Regions from separate parts of the Homo sapiens genome. Here all the other regions are linked to region 2. Evidence: chromatin loops called from intact Hi-C (ENCODE). Cell type or tissue: IMR-90. All regions are shown on one strand.

Region 1 (5,000 bases), 230 kb after region 2:
TCACTACCACTGTCACCATCGCTGCCACCACCATCATCACCCCCACTACCACTGCCACCGCCACCACTACCACTGCCATCACCCCCACCACCATCACCGCCACTACCATTGCCATTATCACAACCACAATCATTATCAGCATCGCCACAACTACCACCACCACCAGCACCTCTACCACCACCACCATCACCACCACCATCACCATTGCTACCACCACCACCATCACTACCACTACCACCACCATCACCATCACTGTCATCACCACCATTATCACAATCATCACCATCACCACCACCACCACCACTACCACAACACCTTCACTGCCACTACTGTCACCATTGCTACCATAACCACCATCATCATCACCATCACCACCACCACCACCATCATAACCATCATCACCATCACTACCACCAACACTACTGCCAGTACTTCTGCTGCCACTATCACCACCACCACCACTATCACCACCATCGCACCTATAGCATCACAACCACAACAACTCAGAGCTTCAAAAGACTCCAGTTGGGAGATTCTTGCCTTTTTACCACGTTCTACCTTCAGCCTCACCTTCTCTGTCTGAGTTGCCTCTGTCCCATGCTCACTGTCTTTCTGCCTTTCAGTCCACCAGCTATGTCTATAGATTAAGAAGGGAATTTGCAAGTACACTTCAGCAACCTTGCTTTACTCTAATTTAAAAAACAATTTTTAATTTTTATCATTTGCTTTATAAATAACAAGAGATGTTAATTAGTTTGACTCATTAAATTTAAAACAATTGTTATAAATTTGGAGTGTTTGATTAAATTTCCTTAATTATACACAGTGCTTACGCTGCTGCTCTGGAGAGCAGGGGAGTTTCTGGGGAACGTTCTTCTCTCCTCCTTATGCCTTTTCTTCTTCCTCCTCACCCTCATGGCTCCAGGTCCATGCCCAGGGAGCATGTTAGCATGTTGTCAGGTCTCAAAGTATCTGAAAAGATTGTCTTCTCTGTGGCCAGGCTGCTTAGAGGCAGCCTGATATAAACTGTAAAAAGGGGGAGAGTGTTTCTCTGTGTCCTCTGCATCCACTCTTCATGCATTTGCTCCAAACCAAATCTGCTCTTAGGAAGGGATCAGACGAACCTGTTTAGAGTGAGGTAGCAATGATAGGTTAGCAGTGGGTAAACCACATAAATGAAACTTTAAATGAGGAATTCCACCTTGTTAAAGAAGTAAGGTGGGCCAGGCACAGTGGCTCACGCCTGTAATTCCAGCACTTTGGGGGGCCAAGGCAGGCGGATCATGAGGTCAGGAGATCGAGACCATCCTGGCTAACGTCCTGAAACCCTGTCTCTACTAAATATACAAAAAAAAAAAAAAAAAAAAAAATTAGCTGGCTGGGTGTGGTGGCACATGCCTGTAGTCCCAGCTACTCGGGAGGCTGAGGCAAAAGAATCACTTGAACCTGGGAGGCGGAGGTTGCAGTGAGCTGAGATCACCCTGCTGCACTCCAGCCTGGGCAACAGAGTGAGACTCCGTCTAAAAAAAAAAAAAAAAAAAGGAAGCAAGGTGGTATGGAGGTATGGAGAGAGTAACATAACCGCCTCTGAATATACTCCCAAAGGCCACTTACTAGTAATCCATGTATTTTGTACCTCTAAGCCCTTCTTCTTTTCCATCTCCTTAACCTGCCGTTTTCTCAAGCTCAAAGCTGGTCTCCTGCAGGAAACAATGCTGATTCCTTGTGCTACCCCTGCCAGTGCCCTGACCACAGGCTGCTCACATTGTTTGATTGTGAATTGGTGCCCTTCTTCCTTTTCCCCATTCTCCTTGCCCCAGACTGTTGTCTTCTCATCAGCAGGATGGCTCAATCACGACCCTGTCTCCCTAGTATCTGACACAGTGGTATTCAGAAAATGCTTTTGGACGAAAGTGAATTGTGTTTTTGTTATTTGAAAAGGACTGTATTTTAAAAACATGCAAAACATGATAACTTTTTCCAAAAGATAGGTGAGAGGTGGTTCATTCTCTTCTCCTTGAATTTGCTTATTTCTTAGACTCCCCACAACCCTGGAGACATATCAGTAGTTTGGATAGTTTTTTAAAAATAAGAATAAAACATTTTGATGATTCTAGTCAAGGGATACAATTGGCTTCATATACCCTTGCCTAAAAGTCTCCTCCATGGGAAATGCAGTTTGCTTGGAGCGAGTGCTCCAAGCAAACTGCATTTCATCAGATTTCATCAGGCTGCATGTGGATGAGTGCAGTGGGAAGGAGGTCATCCCCCCCTGGCTGGCTGGGTCTGCTGAATCAACCTGTGACTCAGCCAGAGGGCAGGCTGTCCTGGCTCCAGCACCTTTCTCACCAGTAGGGCAGCCTAGGGAGAGATTGGAGCAGGCTAATGAATGGGTAGCACTTGATAAAAATAGTGACATCAGTAGCCCTCGCTGGGCAACTTTAGAATCTTATCATTTTTTATTTTTTTATTCACTTCTCTATCTTCCATTCCACAATTCTAGGTTACATAGGTCTGCTTTGTGTGTGAGCTGTGGAAAGAGACTGATTTCTATCCTTTGTCAGTTGGGGGCTGTAAAAAATTATAACAGCTGAGACTTTATTCCAGAATTCTCCTTATGGTTCTCTCTGTCTGACTGGGAAATAGCTTGCCTTATTTCATTTATTCCTGTTTTGCCTCTGGGGCTCATGTTAACTACTTCTCACTACTGGGCTTGTCAGACATCAGGGTTTAAGAGGTGCCACCACTTCTTGGCTCCAGGATAGCTCCTGTTCTCTGGGCAGAGCTGAGTAAGGTACTTTGGACATTGCTGTTCCTTTTACACAGTGTGTCTTTATGACATTGTTTTGATGATCAAACTCTTATCCTAAGTTTCTTGATCTTTAAAAGAGTTAACCTAGTCATAATATTCACCATCAGTGTCTTTCTCCAAGGGGCATTGTGAGGATAATTAAGGGACATATAGGTGAAATGTTTTGAGCTCAATGGAAGAGAAAAGCCATCGGGCTCATAGATGTTACTTTTATTTAGTTTCATGCTGTTACCGTATGATCAAGAATAGATGAATTTTGGAAATGATGACAGTTTCATGTTTAGACGTCTATTTCTACTTAACCACCATAATTGGCCTTGGCTGGAGCTCTACAAGATACCGCAATTTATAGATTAAAAACAAATAAGTGAGAAATGATCAAAAATGTTTTCACTACATTTTTTATTTGCTATTTTTTTTAATTCTAAAAATAAATAGGCCCTTTAAAAGGAGTTGATTAAAAAGGTTTATTTTCTGGGAATGTTATGCATCTGCAACAAATGATAAATAATATTGAAGCAGTTGGCTACCTCCACTTTCATGCAAAATAAATAAATACATTTGGTGACATACATTTGAGGAATGTGATTTTTGTAATTTTTATGGAAATAGGAGCAACTTTGCAGATGATAGAAATTTTTACCATCTGCTAGTAACAAAGAAACATAACTCATAACGTGCAACACATTTTGAGTTTAATGTATATGTTGGCATGCCGGGAATTGGAATTCTCTTAGACCTAAGTCAGCCATCCCAGGGGAAGCTGACCTGACTTTCAGCTTGTCAGGCGAAAGCTTTCTTTGCTTTTAAAGCATGATCTTCACATTGCTCAAATGGCAGGGGGACGAAGAGGGCTAAGCTTTCATGGCAAGAGATGAAGAGAAAGGCACTCTGCAGGCTGGTGAGCACCGGCACAATTTTCACTTGTAATTAGTGGGATGGGGGCTCACTGTCGAGAAGCTACTGTCTTTATGAGTCAAAACATTTAGTATTGGTAGAAAGGTGAGAGTTCAGACACTTAGGGAGATACAGGGGGTGGGAAGCCCAGCCTTTCTCTTACAGTGACATCTGCTTTAAGCAAGTGACATTTTAGCTCCCTAGCCATGAAATGATATGTGGTGGGGGGCTTGTGCTTCTAGTTAAAGAGAAGGAATGGGTAGGTTAGTTTTAAGAAGCAGCTCAGTGGAGGCTACAGAGCTACCCACCAAGGAAGGAGGAGAGAAACCAAAGGGAAGGCATTGCCTTTCTTTTTGAGTTTCCTTTCCTCTCCTTTGAAGAAGTGGGGACGTTGCCATTTTGAGTCATTCTGGGTTCATCTTATGGTGTGGAAGCATGGCACGAGCATGATGGCAGGCCCCTGAAAAGACGACTAGTGGATTTCTATTAGAAGATTATGAGTAAGTGGTCCTGAGGGTGTTCACTCCTTCTTGGTAGTAGGAGCTGTAGGCTGGTTATGCGGGTAGAACTTCATTAGTGGATTTTATCTAGCAATCTGGATGCTTTATAAAGCATCTTGGAGTGCTTTGGGGTATCCTTCAGCTTAAAGGGGTTGGGGGATGAGGCAGGTTTAGTTAAAGAGGAGCATCTTTTCTCTCACCTCCAACATTTTCAGAGTAGGACATGACTCATAACTCCCAGACCCTGGAAATGTATTGGGTCTGATATCTGCCTAATTAATTTTGGTTTTTATCCTATTGCCTTTGTCTTAAACATTTAAGCCACACTGAAAAATAAGTGGAGTTTATGAATCTGTTTTCATGGCTGCATCTACTGTTGTCCCTTCCTTTGTTCAGCTTGCCTCCCGTTCTGACCCTCCGGGATCTTGGATTCTTTCCCCTCGGCTTCTGGAAAATATGCTGACAGACTCATGCACGCTAAGATACTCAAGGCTAATCAGGTTTAAAGTGTTTCAGCTTCTTGTGGTGTTTATATTTCTTGCAGGGGTGAAGACATCTTAAACCAGAGGAATGACTCTCTAGTTGTGGAATTTCAGTCATCAGCCAGCAGATGCAGGAGGTATTATTTTGGGCATGGGGGCCTTCTGAGAAGCCCAGAAATCATTCTCAATGACCACCTGCCTGCTCCATCTTACATGAGGCCACTTCGTGCATCACACCAGTCTTGTGTGTCTGGTTGGGTTGACCTGACTGAGGGCAGCAAGCATGTGTGTGGGAGTCCCTGCTATGTA
Region 2 (5,000 bases):
TTAAAGACACACATTAAAGGTCACACATTCTTTGCTCCTCCATTCTCTGAAAGAGTCAAATTCCTAGTCCTCATCCCCTGGATTCTGGGCTGGCCCTAGCCTTTGCCTGTAGAATGAGGTAAAAGTGACTTTCTGGGTTTTCTGAGGCTGAGTCATGAGAAGCCTTGAGCTTCTGCCCAGACCTTTCAGAAAACATGCCCGGGGAAACCAGAGGCTGCGTAAGGAGTACAGCTATCCGAGACCACCATGCTGTGAGGAAGCCCAAGTTAGCCTCGTGGAAAGGCAGCATGGAGAGAGGAATACCCAACTGGTCCCCTGCTGTTCCTGCCACCCCAGTAGAGCCCAGGCAAATGAGTAAGGAAGGCTTTGATAGTTCCAACCCCAGCCACCCTCTGACTATAACTGCGGGAGAAACCCTGAGTGGGAACCACCTATATAAGCCCAGTCAACCAACAGAATTGTGAGAAATAATAGTAAGTTATGCTTTAAACCACTGAGTTTTAGAATAATTTGTTCTACCGCTATAGACAACTGAACCAGCTCCTCAGGACCAGCTGCAGTACCTCACCCTCGGGCATAGGACAGACAGAGAGATTTTTTTTTTTTTTTGAGACGGAGTCTCGCTGTGTCACCCAAGGTGGAGTGCAGTGATGTGATCTTGGCTCATTGCAACCTCCACCTCCCAGGTTCAAGCAATTCCCCTGTCTCAGCCTCCCAAGTCACTGGGACTACTGGTGCATGCCACCATGCCCGGTTAATTTTTTTTTTTTTTTGTATTTTTAGTAGAGACAGGGTTTCGCCATTCCTAAAATGTGAAGGTGTTTCTTTTAGAGAGGTCAAGGAAGGATATGACCAGAGAAATGACCAGCAAGGCTGTGATGAGGGAGCCACCCTGGGATACAGCCTAAATTAGTTTTGATCCCCCTGCAAATCCTTCCTTGTTCCTTCCCTCAGTTAACTGAAAACCCAATAGCAATTCAGTTGAAGCTAGCCTCATGGAAAGGCAGCGTGGAGAGAGGGATACCCAACCAGTTCCCTGCTGTTCCTGCCACCCTAGCAGAGCCCAGGCAAGTCAATAAGGAAGACTTTGATGGTTCCAGCCCCAGCCACTCTCTGACTGTAACTGTGTGAGAAACCCTGAGTGGGAACTACATTTATCCAGTTATCTGTAGTGGTGTAACAAATCATTCTAAAACTCAGTGGTTTAAAGCAATAATTTATTATTATTTCTCATAATTCTGTTGGTTGCCTGGGCTTATATAGGTGGTTCCCACTCAGGGCTTCTTACACAGTTACAGTCAGATATTGGCCAGGCAGGTCTCTAACTCCTGACCTCAAATGATTTGGCTGCCTCGGCCTCCCAGTGTGGTGGGATTACAGGCATGAGCCACCGTGCCCGGCCCAGAGATAGACTTTTAATCCATCCACAGATGAACCGGGGAGAGGAGTGATTCATCAACGTTTTGAAACTGTATTTAAGTTAGTTTGGAGATGGGTGCATTAAATTTCTCCTGGGGACAAGACCTATCGTATTTAGAAAGCACCTGAGAACACTTTAGAACCAGGGATTCATGATCATGTTTTCTGAGCCGGCCATGATTATGCTGGGGAACTAACAACACATGCATGTAGCTGGATACAATGTAGATTCCTCAAAAGAAGAACCAAGGGAGGTCATAAGATTTGAGTTAAGAAATAGAGATTTCCTACTTACTCTGTGCTGATTTAGTTCACAAAAATAAGCATTTCCTCCTTGAGGTCTAAGAATGTGTGGGGCTGGGAAACATTTGGTAAGACTGTGAGGAAAAGAACTGAAAACAAAAGTTCAGAAAGAGTTGGCAGAGCACAGGGCCTGCTGGGCTCTCCTTGCATCTAGGTGGTCCCTGGGCCCTCGCGGGTGAAGGGCCCTGGCCCCGCTGGAGCCTGTCCAAGGCTGAAGGTGTGAGGTTGGGGTCTCCCAGGCCTCCTCAGAGCAGATGAATGAAGGTGGGGACAGAGGGCAGGACAGACCCTGTCCAGATAGGAATGTTCTGTCCCTGGGGCACCTGTGCCTGCATCTCTCTGCATGTTTACACCGCCTCTGCCTCCAGGTGGCACTCTGAGGCCACATCCTGCTTCTCCTGCTTTGAAACAGCCAGGCCACCCCCTCCGGCCTTCAGCCAGTGTCTTCCAGAGAGCCCAAGCCAGGCCTGTCCTTTGGGGGTGAGGAAACCTCACACAGTGCTTTCCAGAAGTGGGGGAGACAGTAGCATAGCCTCCTGCCTCCTCCAGGTCTTGGCATCTGGGTTTCTCTATTCCTGAAGAAACAGAATTCACAACTTACCCTCTTCAGCCCGTGAAACTGGAGTGTTTGTGGGAGGGCCAGGCCAGCACAGCATTTTCTGTCTTCACCCCATCTGATATTCCAGCGTCCAGTGAAGGCTGTCTCCAGAGCCTGGGGGTGCAGGAGGCCGCCTGGAGGGATTTCCCCACTCTTGTTCCCCTCCACCGCCACCTCACGTTCTTTCCATGAGGCCTCATTCGCCGGTTCCTGGAGGTCTGAGCACACATCACCCACCTTGGACAGCTGCCTCATCTCATGGGCAGCCCACACCACATCAGGCAGGAGGTGGCCGACAGCGCATCCCCAGGGCGGCCCAACGGAGGGAATTTGAGTGCATGAAGCAAGAGGACAGCTGTTCTTGCTCTGTGGGGAGTCCCTTTTCAGCTAGCACCCAGTCAGCAAATGACTCTTCTCCACAAAGAGACAGAGGATGAACCTCCTCTCTAGTTTTGGCAGCAGAGGCCATGAGATCCACGGCGAGAGGCCAGAGCTGTGCAGGCTGCAAGGGGCACCAGCTCAGGGATTCCGAACGGAGGAAGGTACTTTCCAGAGAGTACTGCAGGGTATCAAGCCTTCTCCACAGTCCCACCAGTAAAACCCCTGGGGCTCAGCCTAAACCCGATCCTAGAAATGACATCCCAACACAAGCTTTGCAGGGTAAGTAAAATCTAGAGAGGAGAAAAGGCAGACCCAGGCAATGAGAAATGCAGGTGGTCTGGACCAGCTCAGGACAGACATAGCACCTTTTCCATATGCAGTGAATGATGTTCTCATGTTTGTTGGTGTGAGGAATTGAACATTAATATCAGAAGCATTCTGTGTTACCTACAGCTGACTTTATGTTATGTTGAAGTCAACTGGATGACAAACTGTCTTTTGTCTTCATTCTAGAGCAAAGATACTAACTATTCCTTTCATTGTCTTTAGGGACACTCACGTTAATTAAAACTCTTCTGGGGTTCGTCATGAATATAGTTCTAGTTCGGGCACCCAGAGGACCCAAATGAAGCAACTGCCACACTTATGGAGCACTGCTCTGAGAAGCCATGTTCCTGCCTGGTTCTCCATGGTTATGAGCTTATAGCAGAAAATGCATAGAAACACCCTGTCTCAGCCTGATTTCCCCTAAAGTACATCCCAAGACAAGGGCTGATGGGATTGAGGTTTATTCAGGGATGCAATCCCCAACAGTAGGAGTGAGGGGCAGGAAAGAGGGCAGGGAGGATAGGCATTATGGAATTGGGCAACACAATCAGTCATAGATGCTCTCAAGAATCTTCTGAACCTGCCAATTGAGAAACCAGGGAGCACAATGACTCCCCTCTCATGCCTCCCAGGTCAAGGGGCTCCTTCCGGGGTATGAACTCTGCTGCACTCCCAGGTGACAGGGATGTGAAGCAGTTTCAGGCGCCCCACACCTGGGCATCACAGGGAGGTCCTGAGGCAGGGTACTGTCAGTTCTTCACTCCGGGGTGAAGCTGGTTGCCACCAGATGGGACCTGGTTCCTGCCCCAGTGGTGAGGCTGCAGAAGCTGGGTTGAGTTACAAGAGATGTTATCCACACAAGCACGGACCACCGTGGGGAACGGGTCAGTGTTTAGACCACAATTCTCCATAGAAAGAGTGTTATGAATAAACAATGACTAGTGTAGCTTGTAGTCAAGTCCACAAACACCTTGAGCCCCCTTCTGAGTAAACTGTCCTGGGAAAAACATCAAGGCTCTTGCGTTGAAAGTCAACAGAAAAGGAATCATCTGGAGTAGAATAGTATGTTTAATGTTCATCATGGATGCTGGCGCTTGAGGAAAGCAGGCTTCCTTGGAGAAAAGGAATGAGGTCGTTAGAGACAGCACTGAGACTGAAAGGTGCTTCTGGGTCTGTTCCAGAACTTTAGAAATGGAAGGCCCGGGAGCATCATTGCATTGACCTCCCCAGCAAAACACGGGTGTGGTGTGTGCTTTTCCTCAATACACTATGATCACCAACGCCACATCCACATTGTTCGCCCCTGATTTTGGTTAGTATTTAGCTCCCAAACAGAAGGAAGAGAGGGATGGAAAATGGAAAGAGATTTTCCTGGAGAAACTCCTTTGAGTCACAAGAGAATGAGAAGGAGGAAGAGATTAGAGAATAAAGATGGGCGCGTGTGAGGGAGGATGCCTGCGGGATGCCTGTGCGATGAACTAGCTCTGCACATCACTCACTGGTCACTAAAGACAAGAGGGCCATGGTGGAGGATGGGAGGTGCATGGCACAGACTGGCTCCTCTCAGAAGGATGGGCGGAGTGAGGAGGAAGCCAGCCATCAGGAGTTGGTAGGAGGGGACACCGCTGACCCCAGGAGCTGGGTTGCTGCCGATGATGGGGCTAGCACGGTGCAGGGCCGAGGACCAGGGCAGCGATTGTTTGTGTGAATGGAAAACATGTTGTTTCTTAGGAAGGTGGTGCAGGCCTTGGGAACTCCAGTGGCTAGTTTGCATTTTTTAAAATGTTATGCTAATAATATGTCACTGCCACGGAGAAAAGGCTCTGGTCTTCTGTGGAGTCCGGATTCTATCCCTGAACTGTTCTTGCAGGTAAAGATTTATATAAAATGCTCAGAGGAGGCTGTAATAGACTTCGAGACATATTTCATAATATTTTCTAGCATGCCACTTGATGTCACAGGCAGATTTATG
Region 3 (5,000 bases), 510 kb after region 2:
CTGTACATTGCGTTAAAAAGGTAACTGTTATAATTTTTTAAGTGACCTATTGGAGTCAGCAAGCTGTTTCATATCTCAAACTGTATATTTCGTCTCACTGGCGAGGGTACCTTAAGCATCTTTTCCCACTGCAGCATGGAATTCTGTATTAGTGACAGGGCATCAGAACAGAAGACACATACTGAGCACCTAGTGTATGTTAGGCAATGTGGAAGGCCCAGCCAGACAAATATGGACTGTCAAATTGAAAGTGTATAATACACATAGATACATAGATTTTACATATATTTACATATATGCATATATATTTGCATATATAGTTCTTTCCGTGGCTCATTTTTTCCCCTCTTCCTCTCTGTAATTGTATTTCCGCATGTAAAATGGCTTCCCTGCACCCAGCTTATTAATGACCAATGCAGATTCCCTCCCAAAGAGACCAGTGTGAAACATTGGTCCATCATGAAATATCCATCATGAAAACAGCTGACACAAACAGGAGGACCCTGGAGACAGCTGTCTTTGGATGGTGGGGCGGGCAGGGGGCGGGGTGGGAAACATCTCCTGCACACCCAACTAAAAAAAAAAAAATTTGTACTAATGTTCTAGAATGTTCCATTACATTCATCATTTTCCCTTGGGTCCTAATAAAGAGACCATAATTCTCAGTGGTGTATACACTTAAACATTTCAAGTTAACTTCAGAAATTTCATCACCTAAAATTTCAAGATGTGGGGGAAGCTTTGTGTTTTATTCTTTCTGAAGGACAAAAATAGTTTTAATCCCATCTCGTTCCTGACCAGCTTACTTTTCCCCCCAGAAAGGCAAATTCATTATCAGCACTGAATTTGCTGAGAACACTCCCTCTCAGACTGTTCACCATGTCCTGTTTGGCCCCACTATATCCTTCCTATTTGCCAGAACCTATTCTGTTTGCCCTGTTGCCACAACATAAGTGCTGCTAAGAGCAAAGATAATCAGCTGCGCATCTGTCCCCATGCTGAAGACTTGGGCAGCATGATTGGTCAAGGCAAAACATATTTCTTCAAACATCCAAACAATGCCTTCGTTTTTATTTTCAATTTCCTGTTTTCTGACATAAATTGTTTGGGAATTTTACCATTGCCTGCTGCTTCCAAGCCTGCTGTTTTACATTCTTCATTAAGATGGAATGTGGTAACTACTGCAGGCTAGAGACTGGGGAAAGTAACCAGTTTCACCAAATTAAAGCAGGTTGGGGGAAAGGATCCATATATTTGAGAAAAAAAATATACTTCCATTTAGTTTTGTCTTATATAATGCAGGTGTTATAACTCTCTATTTTAGGATTACAAGAGGGATTGTGGTTAGTCCATGGAAAAAATGTTTCTGCAAAGTACTAAATTATTTTCCAGCACTGAAACCAGTTGAACAGGCCTTATTTGCCTCCTAAATGAGTGCACCACAGACCTTGCCTGGAAGACAAAAGAAAATATACAAGAATGAGCTTTAAAGCAAATTTATTAATTTGCTACTTTAGCCTTTATTCCAACATGGTTTTATATGTATTGAGGCCCTGCCTAATCAATGTTTGTTATCAAGGCAGTTAAAATAGATTTTGTGGCTTTTTTGTTTTTCCCCCTCATCTGACCAGCTTTTAGCCAAAGTCCCTCATAGCTGTTCTGGCACTGGATAAATGTCTGAGATAGATGTACGAACTGTAGAAACTGTGTCTTCTTTTTCTCACAACTGTTTATTCCTATAAGAAAAAGAGAAGGACATATAAAGTTTGCTTTTGAGTTCAGTTTGGGCAATACCTTTGGGATATGTTCATTATGTAATTTAGGGAGTCATTCCTGGGACTAGGTGACGACAAGCTAATGTTGACAGCTGACAAAAGGGGTATGGTACAATGTGTGGGCCCAAGGACGTGAGCAGTAGACCAAGGGATTCTAGAGATCTCCAGGCCTGACTTGAAAGAGCATAGCAAACCAAGTTACTACCACAGTCCTATTTCTTGCAACTCACAGCCTTCTCTGGGGTGTATTGGCTCTGCACAACCATCAGGAAACACACGAGCCCACGCTCTCAGTTATCAGTGACTTCTTCCATCTCCAAGCCTCAAGGAAATACAAAGAAACTCCTTACAGAATGAGGATGCATGGTTCAAACCACCAATTGATTAAGGATTAGGAATTACATTAAGCCTACTGTAAACTACAAGAAGTGAACTGGTTCCAAGCTCCCCCAACTACGTACAACTCGTTAATTCCTCAGTGATCACAGCCCACAGAAGCATTTCCTTAACTAGCCTTTCAGATGGTCAGAAAGGATTTCTGGTTTACATCTCATTCTGCTTTAAGCTAGGGGCCCCAAAACCTGCCACCAGGGCTCTCTATGGGGTATAAAATAGGGGGATCTTGGGACCTACAGTGCAACCTCAGTGTTCAGTAAAAATTCTCTCCTCCTGGCCGGACGTGGTGGTTCACGCCTGTAATTCCAACACTTTGAGAGGCCGAGGCGGGCAGATCACTTGAGGTCAGGAGTTCGAGACCAGCCTGGCCAACATGGTGAAACCCTGTCTCTACAAAAAATATAAAAATCAGCCAGGTGTGGTGGCAGGCACCTGTAGTCCCAGCTACTCGGGAGGCTGAGACTGGAGAATTGCTTGAACCCGGGAGGTGGAGGTTGCAGTGAGCCGAGATTGTGCCACTGCACTCCAGCCTGGGTGACAGAGTGAGACTCTGCCTCAAAAAAAAAAAAAAAAAAAATTCTTTCCTCCAAGTTCTGATTCAGCCTGACCTGGTTTGGCTTATGTTAGCAGAAGCAATCAAAGTTCAAAGTGCCTTGGATATAGAATGCCAATGGATTTATTTCCTGAAATTTTCTGTAAAGTGAAGTGGAAGGAAACAGGTTCCATCTGTAAGATATTCATCTTCTGGCAAAGTCTCCACTCCAAGCCTCTGGTTGTTTGCAAATAGCTCCTCAGTACCTACTCACAGATTTGTGCCTGGGCAGTTGCATTGCAGAAAAGAAATTATTTTGCAAATCCGGTTCTCAGACAATAAAAGATGTTTTAAAAGCCTCCTGCTACACATTTTGAAAGATTGTTAATAGGAGCATGGAAATATATTTAATCTCTCTTAAATCTTAAAGACTGTAAGACTCATATGTCGGTATTTTTTTCTGCTTCCTTTTTAAGAGAAAGGTGATGCAGAGCCAGAGAGTCCAGACAATGGCACATCGAATACATCGTAAGTTTCTTTCATTTTCTATCAGAGATGCCTGTTCTTAAATATGCCTCATAAAATGAGATAGTGCAAGTATCTTGTAATAGTAATAATGATGATGGAAGGAAGCCCATGGTTCTCTTTTCTCATGATAATGTCTTTCTAAATGCTTTGGGTGCAGATGCATTTTTTATGCTTTAGCAGAGTAAGAGGAATCTTGAAAAATGCAAATGCTTCTCTTTATGAAGTAGAAATGTAATGAGATTTGAGCATGTATGCTGGGGGGATTTGGTTGGAGACTTTCAGCATCATCTTAAGAATTGCAGAACTTTTCACACTTAAACTGGGAGGTATGCTGTCCCACACAGCTGTGCAGTAACAAGGTCATTTCAGAAGCTTGCCATCTGCAACCTCACCTTGGAATTATGTGAAAAGCACAATTATCGATATCTCTGGAATCTCAAGAGTTTCTTTTTTGAATTAACAAAAGCAGTTTTAAAAACATAAGAAAAGGCCCTTATAAAACATGTGCTCCTCACTCTATGTTTTGTCTGTTTCTTCTCAATATTCAAGGAATCCAAATATATTTTTACTGATTAATTTGATGCCAAATTGATATACCAACATTTAAATTAAAAAATTCATGAGCTAACAAGTGACTTTATTTTAGTTCCATAAGAGTCAATAACAGGTTTGCTCCTTAAAAATCTTTATTTTTATCACTTATGAGCAGTGGCATGTGTTTTCTTATTATAAGATAGGCTTTGTGAATTTATCTGTATGGGGATCAGGATTTTAAAAAACAGCATTTTTTAAGTGCTGTTGATTGGAAATCAGTTTGTGGTAAAATACTGAGTGTCTTATTTTGTCCAAAATCTGTTTCTTTGTCTAGAAAGATCCTTTGGCTTGAATAGGAGAGCTGTGTATTTCATAAGAGATATGATTATATGTTTGTCTTTCTTAAGATACTTCCCTAAAAGTTTAAATAGTTCCATTGTCCTGCTTTCAGATGTTATAATGAATGTGACTGGTCTTAAATGGTTAAAATGTTACTAATTTTTAATTTTTTTGTGTTGTAAAATATAATGGGAAAGGCTTTTAATGCCATCTGGAGGCATTCTAGAGAACTGAAAAGGGTAGAATCATTGAAAATTCAGTTCTTTTGAGTAACAGTAGAAACTGCATAAAAATTCATGCAACCAGAATGTAAGCTATTTGGGGGAAGTTGTATTTTTTAATAAATTATTTTATAAAAGTTTTAATTGTAGAAACAATTTTTTCAAATTCTCAATAATGAAATTATTTTAAAGACTGACAAAGAATATACAAAGTATGTTGGAAAGTGACTAGCATCCTACATTTAATTTTACATAGTTAAAAATCACATTCAGTAGGCACCCATTTGGTTAAGGCAGTTGGATGTGCTTCTAAAGTTCTCCTTCCCTTACGTATTTCTAAAATGTCCGTTCCCAGCCAGGCTCAGTGGCTCACGCTTGTAATCCCAACACTTTGGGAGGCCGAGGCAGGCAGATCACTTGAGACCAGGAATTTGAGACCAGCCTGGCCAAAATGGCAAAACCTCGTCTCTACTAAAAATACAAAAATTAGCTGGGTGTGGTGGCAGACACCTGTAATCCCAGCTACACGGGAGGCTGAGGCACAAGAATAGCTTAAACCCAGGATCATGCCACTGTGCTCCAGCCTGGGTGACAAAGTAAGACTGTCTCAAAAATAATAAATAAAAAAATAAAAAGTTTATTGCCTAAAAGCACTGGTTTGCTTTACTCTGTACC
Region 4 (5,000 bases), 360 kb after region 2:
GGGGGTAGCTTATTTCTTTTATACTTGAAAGGTTTTATACATGAGAGTTCTGTGTTTTTATGAAGATATCGTATTGGTGTGAATTCATATTAATTATTAACATATTGCAAAGGTTAAAATGCACATATTTCACAGCAAGGCACCATCCCTTCCCTGGGTTGCATGTTGTTTTTCCTGCCTGGGGTCAAATATAAAACAATTTATTGATATCCTAGCCAGTTCTCTTCCTAAACTGTGGATGAAGCTTCAATTCCACTTTAAAATACATCTATCATTGTTCAACACTTCTTCAGAGTTAAATATCTGTGCAGAATAATACCTTGTTTTCCTTTGTTAGAAGTAACGTTCACTTCATCACTTAAACTGCACCGGGCCCTATCAACACAGGACATTGGCTTCTTCCTCACTAATTAGTGTTGTTCTTACATCATAAACCAATTGATGTGCCCGTCAAAATGTGCATTACTGGGAAATTGCTAGGGCCATGCCTTGGGCCCAGACTACAGTTTCTTTATGTGGGCAACTGTCATGACGACAGCCTTGAGCCTTGCATTGAGTTCAGTTCTGTCACATTAAAAAGAAAATTCTCCATTAAAAATAACTGAGTAAGTAAACTGGAACAGGATGGCCAGTGGATTATGCAGGCTTTACCATGAGCTCCTGTCTGTCATGATATGCTCTTTCATCAGCCAGACCTTCCAAGAGAGATGCCCCTTCTCTAGAGGTGAGCCTGCATTGGGCACTGCTGTGAGGGATGAGTGCTTCCCAAATGCAGCAGTCCTCATGAACCAGGCAGACTGAGGATGTGCTTCAGCCAGGGCTGCAGCCGGTCTGTAGCCACTGCAGGACCCCCCAGGCTTCTGTGCAGTGCTGTCACTAGCTTCTTTCACAGCTGGATAGTTTCTACCCTCCCTCTGGGATATTTCTGCAACATTTGACCTCATAAAAATATAGTGTCTTTAGAATGCCTAGATTGGTTAACGATAATTTATTCGGCAGAGTGGGGCTTTTGAAACCCCCTTGTGCAGATTAATGGCTGTTCCCTGGACATCAGGCAAACCTCAACAGTGCAGTTACTTGTGTCTTCATTTTATATATGTTCACCCACAGAGAGCTGGGAGCTGAGCTCTCTCACATAAGCAGGAACAGCCAAAGAATGCGAAGAATGATTTATGGGTTGCAGTGAGAGAGGGTGGGGAGAGTGAGGGGGAGAGAGAGAGAGACAGAGAGAGAGAGAGAGAGACAGGCAAATGAGGACCAATCATGCCAAAATGAGACATGATTTGCTGCTATTTTCCTTTCCCAGCGTGTTTTTCCTGGGTGCCTCCCCAGCAGAGCTGTTCAGTCACTTCTGTTGTGTGTGCTCATGCATAAATTCAGGTCAAGTACAAAACCCTGATTTCTCTATTCATCATAGGAACGGGTAATGTTCTTATCAATACATAACAAGAAATTGCAACTAATTTGGCTCATGACCTTCTTCTTTTATCATTAATGGTTGAACTGGTGTTTGCTTAGCCATTAATGCATTCAGTTCAGTAAACTAAAGCTGTTTGAAATTTTCACTAATCCTTTTCCATTGAGGGTTTCCCTGGACCAAATCACTTCTGAATAAAACAAAAAAGTGAATGCGTGCACAGGTTTCTCAGATTTTCCGGATCAAACATCATTTACAGGGCATACCATTTTAAAATGCGATTTTTTTTTTCTTTTCAAATCACCAATCCCATAGTACTGGAGAATGAATGAACTGTTTACTGAAAATATGAATTGCATGAACTTACCCCATAAAGTGTTCAAGTACTGAGGGCTTTTTTTCAATGAAAAAATGAAACAATATATAGAATAAAAGTAGAAAAAATGGTTTAACACCTAGCTTTTTTTTTTTTTTTGAAAAGATGCTTTTCAAATGAATCCGTCTTTGCTATTTAATTTACATTTTGAGGGCTCATTAGGATGATGAATGATGAGGCAGGAGAATAAAATATACTTCCTGAACAAAAGACAATCTCTGTAGCCTAATAACATTTTATGCCAGCACTTACATTTGTCAGAAGTGGATGCTATTTATCCCTATGATTATTTAAAAATCATTTTTATTGTCCTTTGTGCTGTGTCCTCTTCTGGGAATTTTAATTCAGAGTTTGACACCTACTTATTAACTTCCATGAAGTATAGAGTACAAAGGCCTATACTCTATAAAGAATTCTAAATAGCCGTGTTTATATTGCCTGCAGCTGTACACAAATTAGCTCAGTTTGGATTTGTTTCTATCAGAAATAGAAAGCCTGTTGGAATAGCGGGTAGCCTCTGCTTCCTCCGTGAAGTAAGTGCTCTCTGCTGTCTGCCCCCATCTGAACCAAGTGGGACTTGCGGGGTAGACAGAAGGGGAATTTTCCTAATTATGATACAGCCCTTATGCATAAGTACATTACTTCCATTTCCTTTGCCTCCTCCAACTGCTCGTCCCAAACAGCACTCCGTCATCTGTCGCCACATACAGATGCCCGTTCTTTCCTCTCTGATCTCCTTGCCCAGCCTACACTCCAACTCCCACACCCTCACTATTATTCCAGATTGCTTCTTCCTGAGCCATCTGTCTCCCTGGCTGTGGATTTTCCCAGCTACTCAGTGGGCTAGATTTTTTTCCAGGGTGGGTAGCACCTTTTGGAAATTGAGTGGGAGTTCTGGATGCCAGATGACATGCAGGCCAGGGGTCCTAGTGTGAGGGATTCTCCACGCTATGGCATAGCCCATAGCGCCAGCCCACGCTGCCCATCCCATGGCCGCCTGTCAAGCCTTGATTTCCACCCACCACCTCAGAATGCCAAAGAACTTTACTTGTGATTCATCCTAGAGGTTTTATAAAAGGTCAGGTGTCTGTTTGGTCTTTCCCGAGGGGAAAAACAGCTCTGCCGCTGAATCAGAGGCCTCAGGGTGAGCCATATCCTGGGGAGATGCCACAGCCAGCCCCAGAACACAGTTGGGCTCTCCAGGGGCGCGTGACACAAAACCAGGCAGTGCGTGTCTTGCTTCATTAGCTTTAATAACATGTACAAATGTTTCGTTGTCATTTCACTCCCGTTCCAGGCTCATGCCTGCTTGCTTCAGGTGATATTATGGTTTTTAGCAGGCTGGAAATAAAACAACCACCCACAAGAATTCAAAGATGAATCCTTGGAAAGTAAAATCTTTACTCCTATTTTAAATCTGTCTTACCAAACGATCCTTGCTGCTAATACTTCAAATCGATATTCTACAGGGAATCCAGCTTTGACTTATTGGTCTGGCTTCATTAGCAATTAAATGAACACGTAACCATCTGACCACCTTTATTGTTATTTTAGATAATATTAAAAAGTGATGCTCTGTTTGGTTTTTAACTGTTTTTATATTTTAATGAAAGTTACAGTGATAGCTGATACTCATACCTGTTAAAAGAGTTTGTAGCTACTTTATCTGTTCCCATGGACATTAATAGTAATCAAAAAGGACATAAAATACTCAAGAAAGTGGTGGACATTAAGACTAGGGTTTCTGTATTTAGGTCGCAGAGCACAGATATGGTCCTTGGGCACGTTGGCAAGATGTGATGGTTTGTGAACTTGGCCACGTGTGAAATGATGACTAATTTATTTTGCTGCCTTTGGCAAAATACACAAGAGTATAAGGACCATTCTTTTATACCCTGTTGACTTGGAGCAAACTATCCAAAAGCTCCAAATCATCTTGACAGAGAAACTCTTTTCATTCTCCTACCCACGAGGTGATAGAGAAATTCTACAAAGGTTGCTTGCTGTACCTCAAGGAAATAGAAGAAATACTGATACACACGCTGTAGTTTTTAATGTAGTGCTTCATTAATATTATTAATATTGTTGTTATACACGTTTATGGAGCTACTAGGAAGTTGATGAGCACAGCCCAGAAGATACAAACATGGTCCCTGTTCACAGTCAGAATTTAAATAAGCTGGAAGATGGATGTGATACTATGGATGGTATAAACATAGAAGTTCAGGGAAAGGAAATGATTTCAAGAAAGGAATTCCATGAATCTGCAGAACTCATTATGAACTGTGTAGGGACGTCACTGACTTTTTTCAAAAGCATAAATAATAGGTATCTTTGTTAAAGAATACAATCTGGAAAACAGTTTTAGAACTGCGTGCTTTATGTTTCCTTCACCGTGATCAGCTCCGGAATTTTTTTCAACCCTATGAGTTATCACTTCAGTGCTTCTTACCCGCAGATTCCTGGGCTGCCCATGAGTATAGACTTGATGCACATAAAAAAATTCTGACATCTTCTCTCTGAAGTTACCTAATTTTGTGGCCTTAGGGTTATCTAGTTGTTTTTTTTCTAACTTCTGTCTAGTTTCATTTAGATATTTGAAAGACAGTCCATGGACTTAAGGAATCCAAAGTGAATCCAAAGGGCTATTGTTTAAATCTCTGTGAAGTTTATTGGCCAGAATGCTCTAAAACAGAAAGTCTAAACCAGGTTTTGTTGGCAGGCATTGGGAATCCCCTAGCCAACCCTCCTTTTACTTTTACTTGGGAGACTTCATTATTTCCAAATCAAGAGTTTGGTGATAGTTTTCTTAGGGAATTGATGGAAATGTCTTACCTCTTCTTACATTTACATTTACCATTTACTATGTTTTTATTTTATGAATTCAGTAGATGCATACCCCCAGAGAGCATGAGACTTGGAAGAAATACAAGTCAGTGCCTCCTGGCAGAAACCTGAAATTTTTTTCCCTTAATTTTTATTAAAATCTACTTGTTATAAAGTAACATATTAAAGGGAGAAATCATGAGACTTTGAGTTAATTTGGAAGGCTCTGGGTGTTTAAAAATCCATCATGAACTCTTAGTGTGTCCCAATAAGTACATGATTACAGGTTGAAAATTTTCCCTGACCCTAAAGTACAAAAAAGTCTGATTAAGTCTAATCAGGCAGGGAAGAGCGTTCCATTGCAAGAACTGTTTCTCCCCA
Region 5 (5,000 bases), 680 kb after region 2:
CACAGCCTCAAGCACAATAAGAAAAAATCCAACATTTGTGTCATGGAAGTCTCAGAGGAGAGGAATAGAGAGTAGGACTGAGAGAGTATTTGAAGAAATAATGGCTGAAACTTGCCAAATTTGTCAAAAGACATAAACCTACAGATTTAAGAAGCAGAGAAAAACCTAAATAAGATAAACCCAAAGAAATGCATGCAAAAACACACCATGATTACATTTCCAAAAACTAAAGGCCAAATATCCTGAAAGCAGCCAGGGAGAAACGATAATTATCTGCAGGGGAGAATCAATTCGAATGACAGCAGGCTTCTCTGAAACCATGCAGGCTGGGAGGGAGTGGCGTGACAGTTTCCAAGGGTTCAAAGAAGGAACTGTGAAGCCATGAATTCTAGAGTCAGTGAAACTATTCTTCAAGAATGAAGGGAAATAAAGATAGCCTCAGATTTAGGAAAAGTACAAGTATGTGTCTCTAAAAGACCCACCCTTAAAGACTGGCTAAAAGAAGTTTCTCAAACAGAAATAAAATGACAAAAGAAGGAATATGGGAGCATTGGGAAAGAAGGAAGAACAGACACATAGATATATATACAATAAACTACTCCTTATGAGTTTATAAACCAGGTTTGAGGATTGAAACAAAAATTATACCAGCAGTCCAGGCACAGTGGCTCACATCTGTAATTACAGCACTTTAGGAGGCCAAGCTGGGAGGATAGCTTGAGGCCAGGAGTTTGAAACCAGCCCAGACAACATAGTAAGACCCCACTGCTACAAAACAAAACAATAAAAAATTATACCACCATCTGATACTCAAGACAATGCTATTTTTAAGTGGGGAAGGTAAAGGTATCTAAATTGAAGTAAGACTTCCATACTATCCCAAAGTGATAAAATGTTGATACCAATAAATTACATGTATATTGTAAAATCCAGAGCAACCGCTGTAAAAATTATGCAAAGAGATAACACTGAAAAATGCTACAAGTCTGCATGTTGAGGAGATAGTGCGATGATAACAGTATGTTTCTTGAGCAATTTACAAGCCAGCCAACTATCCCAAGAGCTTTACAAACGCTATCTTAGTTAATTCTTAACACAATGTTATGTGATTGGCAGTATTAGTCTTATTTTATAGATAAGGAAATGGAGGCTTAAAGATGTTAATACATTTGTCTAAGCACTTACAACTTATAAGTCGCTGAGCTGAGATTTGAACCTAGGACAATCTGATCATTACACATACTGCCTCAGCTCTCTCAAAGAGTCTGCATATGTAATTTGGTATGTTGTTGGGAGAAAGCAATGGCCACAGTCCCCTTGGTTCAGAAAAATAAATGGAATTAAGTGCAGTCCATAAAAGCCACTAGTTTCTCGTAGTATCTGTCTGTAGAAGCAAACAGAGATTAAAAATGTACTCAGGACACTTATGTAGCTGTCAAAGTAAAAGTTACATAACAAAGAAAGAGGGGTAAATCTAAGCATTCCTCTGCATACCCAGGATGGAAATTCTTCTGGAGGTAAGCACAGAAGGATAGAACTTCACCTCCATCTGTCAGACACTCAGCCATAAATCAAAATGTGGAAAAATGGACATGTTAGCATATACATGAATAGTTCTTGAACTGGTATCACTCCCGACAATCTGTAGCATTTGAACTTGTACTGTTAAAGAGCAGAAAGTAGCTGTTCTAGTCATCACAGTAATGTAATACTTGGGAAAATGGAGCAGCACCAGCTAGCTTTTAAGAAAGAATTATCAGCAAGTACTATGAAAAGCTAAGGATCAGGCAGGGAGAACTACCATCATAGAAGTTCTGTTAATAAAAAAGCTAGTTTTACTATTTCTTTGCTTTTTATGTTTTTTATTCTATTCCTCCTCCCCGCTTTTTCTAAGGTATGCTATGAGACTAAAAACCCACTCAGGCCCCAATGCCACACCAGAAGACAAACAACTGGCTGCATTATGGTGAGTGCCCATCTCCGCTTAGAATAGCAGCCCCAGCCTCGCATGCCATCATTGGCAAACCAGGTGCTGAAAGGCATAGTGTTTGCCCAATGTCTTCTAACATACAAAGCCCCAGAGCAGTTCTAATGACCAGGGAAAGTCCAGACCATTTTTTGCTGCCGTACTATACATGATCTGAATTCACAGTGATTGAAAATCGACAGGCCTACCAAAGTGCTGGGATTACAGGCATGAGCCACTGTGCCCGGCCTAATTTTTGTATTTTTAGTAGAGATGGGGTTTCACCATGTTGGTCAGGCTGGTCTTGAACTCCTGACCTCAAGTGATCTGCCTGCCTCAGCCTCCCAGAGTGCTGGGATTACAGGCGTGAGCCATCGCACCCGGCGCAGCCGCTTACTTTGAAAATGATGCCACAGAAAAAAGGGAACGATCGGGTAACCTATAGTTCCTTTACCTGTCAGCCCTTTCTTACTCATCAGTAGGTGGAAGGCAGAGAATGTTGATAGAATACATGTCTACCAAGCAGTGAAATAAAGACAGTTGAATTAAAAAATAATAATAACAGCAACAGACACAAAAAAGGTCTCAAATTGTTACCTGTCCTGGATTTGGTTGGTAGGAGGAGATGGTGCCATTGCACCCAGAATGTTGGTATTCTGGATGTCAGCATCAGATCCGAGTTAGCAAATAACTGAGTGAAGAGCTCCAAGGAAGAGAGGATAAGTCTCAGAAACGCCTTTTGTGCCCCTTTCAAACTTTAAGTCCCATATTGGAATAATACACTAAATGACAATAATATGATTATATAAGATAGAATACTGATATATAAATAAGTATACAAAATATTATAGGAAATAATAAAATGATGGCACCTATTCCCAGCATAGTGTTTTTGTTGTTTATAATGATGGCACCTATTCCCAGCATAGTGTTTTTGTTGTTTATAAAGTACATTCATGTTTGTGACTTTAGTGGAGCTGCTTATAGTTCAGTAACATCAGGTGGCAGCGTCGTCCTTTCCGCAGAGCGGGGCTCGCCCGCGAAGCAGTGAAGGCTGCGTACTAGAGCTACCTCGCGCCTCTCGTGGAGAGACAGCGCCCTCTCGTGGTGGAAGAAGGAAGCGGCCGGCCCCTGTGACCCAACAGAGTGATTCACCTAATGCTGTAAAATTATCTAGTGATAAATGTATTTATGGAATACCTTCTTGGAATTTTGAATTCTATTTTTGGACAAAAGATGTTCCCTCACAGACATTATATGCACGTATAGAAAGATTTCCTATGTAGAAACAAGGTATTGTTATTGAGTACCTTAGAACAACAACAAAAATGTTTAAGTCTTGTTTGCGCACGACGCACTCAGCCGCTTCTGGGCCTGTTTCTCTTTTCGCCTGCAGTTACCGATGCCTGGCCCTCCTGTACTGGCGGATGTTTCGACTCAAAAGGGACCACGCTGTAAAGTATTCAAAAGCACTAATCGACTATTTCAAGGTACTGTCTAGTGAATGAGCAGAATTGTTCCTTAATTTCACTTGTCTCCCTGTCAAATTTGTGAAGCACCTGGTAGACTCCATTGCTTTGGGGTTAATGCAGGTCACCTCTGGTCCCCAAGGTAACCCCATTTATGCCACACTTGTGGCTTTCAGGCCTCAGAATGGACCTTTGAGAGCCCATCTAATGTATCTCCCTGCCTTCTTGTCCAAGTATTTTTATTTTTTTATTTTTATTTTTTTATGTATTTTTGGAGACAGAGTTTCACTCTTTGTTGCCCAGGCTGCAGTGCAATGGTGCGATCTCGGCTCACTGCAACCTCCGCCTCCTGGGTTCAAGCAATTCTCCTGCCTCAGCCTCCCAAGTAGCTCAGATTACAGGCGCACACCACCACGCCTGGCTAATTTTGTATTTTTAGTAGAGATGGGGTTTCACCATGTTGGTCATGCTGGTCTCGAACTCCTGACCTCAGGTGATCTCCCCGCCTCCACCTCCCAGAGTGCTAGGAATACAGGTGTGAGCCACCACGCCCAGCCTTGTCCAGGTATTTTTATGGCTTCAAGAGAAAGAAGATCCAGTTACTCGTTCCACTGTCCTAGGAAATTCATCTTTATAGCTAACATAAATTCCTCATGCTCACTTAGAGCTTCTTTTCCTTAGAAGTAACCCCTTAGAGCCATTCCCTCTTAGCCAGTCTCTAGTAGCTTATTTAATTTTTAATGGCGTTATTTAAAATGGTAAGAGATGGCTTGTTAGAACTCAGAAGCAGTAGATAGCAGTGTGTAGCTATAGGGATAAAATTGCAAACCATGCCACCTTTTACTTATCTCAGGGAATGAAATTATTTTCACTGGGAGAATAAATTTTTAAAAGCCTTCGCTGATGTACTGTTGTGAGGTCGACCTTACATTAATAATTAATTTGAGATTTCTGGTCCTCTTCTCTGTTTATCTATAGAAACTAGAAATTATGCCGTCTCTATCTCCAACAGCCCTTTGTCAGATACACAACCATCATTTGAGATCTGTTCATGCCCAACCTCCTCTAGAGGTGATCTCTAATGGCCAGGCTGTGCTGGGGGTTCCTGGGGTATGTTCAGCACACTGCCTTCCAATTGTGCATGTAGAGTAACCAGGTGCTAGGCCATGGACATCACTTTCTCAGCCCATTGACCGTCCTGTGTCTTCAGGACAAGAACCAGCACTGAGCCTTCCCTTTCCTTCAGGTGCCTAAAGTCAACATCAATAGTGTTCAAAAATCCAGAACGTAAGATCTACTACTAAAGAGAATTATTACAGTCAAGGAAAATGCTTGAATAAAGAAGGAAGCTGAATTCTGTAAGCCGCCAGGGGCTACAACAAACTTTTAAGGGATACAAGTTCTTAATATTCTCTGCAGCCCACTAATACATACAGAATGGGTAGAAAACACGCCAGGCGTGGTGGCAGGCATCTGTAATCCTAGCTACTAGGGAGGCTGAGGCACGAGAATCGTTTGAACCCGGGAGGCAGAGGTTGCAGTGAGCAGAGATGGCGCCACTGCAC

Evidence for each region. Peaks named below come from ENCODE experiments on the same cell type or tissue, not always from the same donor. Only the 100,000 strongest peaks of a DNase experiment are listed, where the experiment ranks them.
Region 1: a loop joins it to region 2, with 5 times the contacts of the local background. A loop is called at or near these places in 5 of 110 quality-filtered maps.
Region 3: it touches region 2 in a loop (9-fold over the local background); 37 of 110 quality-filtered maps call a loop at or near these places.
Region 4: it touches region 2 in a loop (5-fold over the local background); 2 of 110 quality-filtered maps call a loop at or near these places.
Region 5: a loop joins it to region 2, with 10 times the contacts of the local background. A loop is called at or near these places in 93 of 110 quality-filtered maps.

The regions. Positions count from the first base shown.
Region 1 is chr2:100,011,325-100,016,324 of GRCh38, reverse strand. All of the region lies in intron 4 of AFF3 (ALF transcription elongation factor 3), which reads left to right. Among named protein-coding and RNA genes, the nearest start is that of AFF3, 130 kb to the left of the region's middle. In IMR-90, a CTCF peak has its summit at 2,330; DNase peaks (open chromatin) are centred at 2,274 and 4,854; H3K27ac peaks cover 4,643 bases.
Region 2 is chr2:100,240,209-100,245,208 of GRCh38, reverse strand. All of the region lies in intron 1 of LINC01104 (long intergenic non-protein coding RNA 1104), which reads right to left. Among named protein-coding and RNA genes, the nearest start is that of LINC01104, 34 kb to the right of the region's middle. In IMR-90, a CTCF peak has its summit at 2,095 (motif pointing right); DNase peaks (open chromatin) are centred at 148, 2,128 and 2,608; H3K27ac peaks cover 748 bases.
Region 3 is chr2:99,725,308-99,730,307 of GRCh38, reverse strand. It overlaps AFF3 (ALF transcription elongation factor 3), which reads left to right. Exons shown (of 25, transcript NM_001386135.1): 11 at 3,180-3,231. Among named protein-coding and RNA genes, the nearest start is that of REV1, 240 kb to the right of the region's middle. In IMR-90, a CTCF peak has its summit at 4,322 (motif pointing left); no DNase peak of the experiment used is centred here; H3K27ac peaks cover 1,681 bases.
Region 4 is chr2:99,878,299-99,883,298 of GRCh38, reverse strand. The region is part of intron 7 of AFF3 (ALF transcription elongation factor 3); the gene reads left to right. Among named protein-coding and RNA genes, the nearest start is that of AFF3, 260 kb to the left of the region's middle. In IMR-90, no CTCF peak of the experiment used is centred here; DNase peaks (open chromatin) are centred at 1,188, 2,468, 2,918 and 4,118; H3K27ac peaks cover 4,460 bases.
Region 5 is chr2:99,557,331-99,562,330 of GRCh38, reverse strand. AFF3 (ALF transcription elongation factor 3) reads left to right here. Exons shown (of 25, transcript NM_001386135.1): 21 at 1,895-1,966; 22 at 3,363-3,456. Among named protein-coding and RNA genes, the nearest start is that of REV1, 70 kb to the right of the region's middle. In IMR-90, a CTCF peak has its summit at 3,066 (motif pointing left); a DNase peak (open chromatin) is centred at 3,040.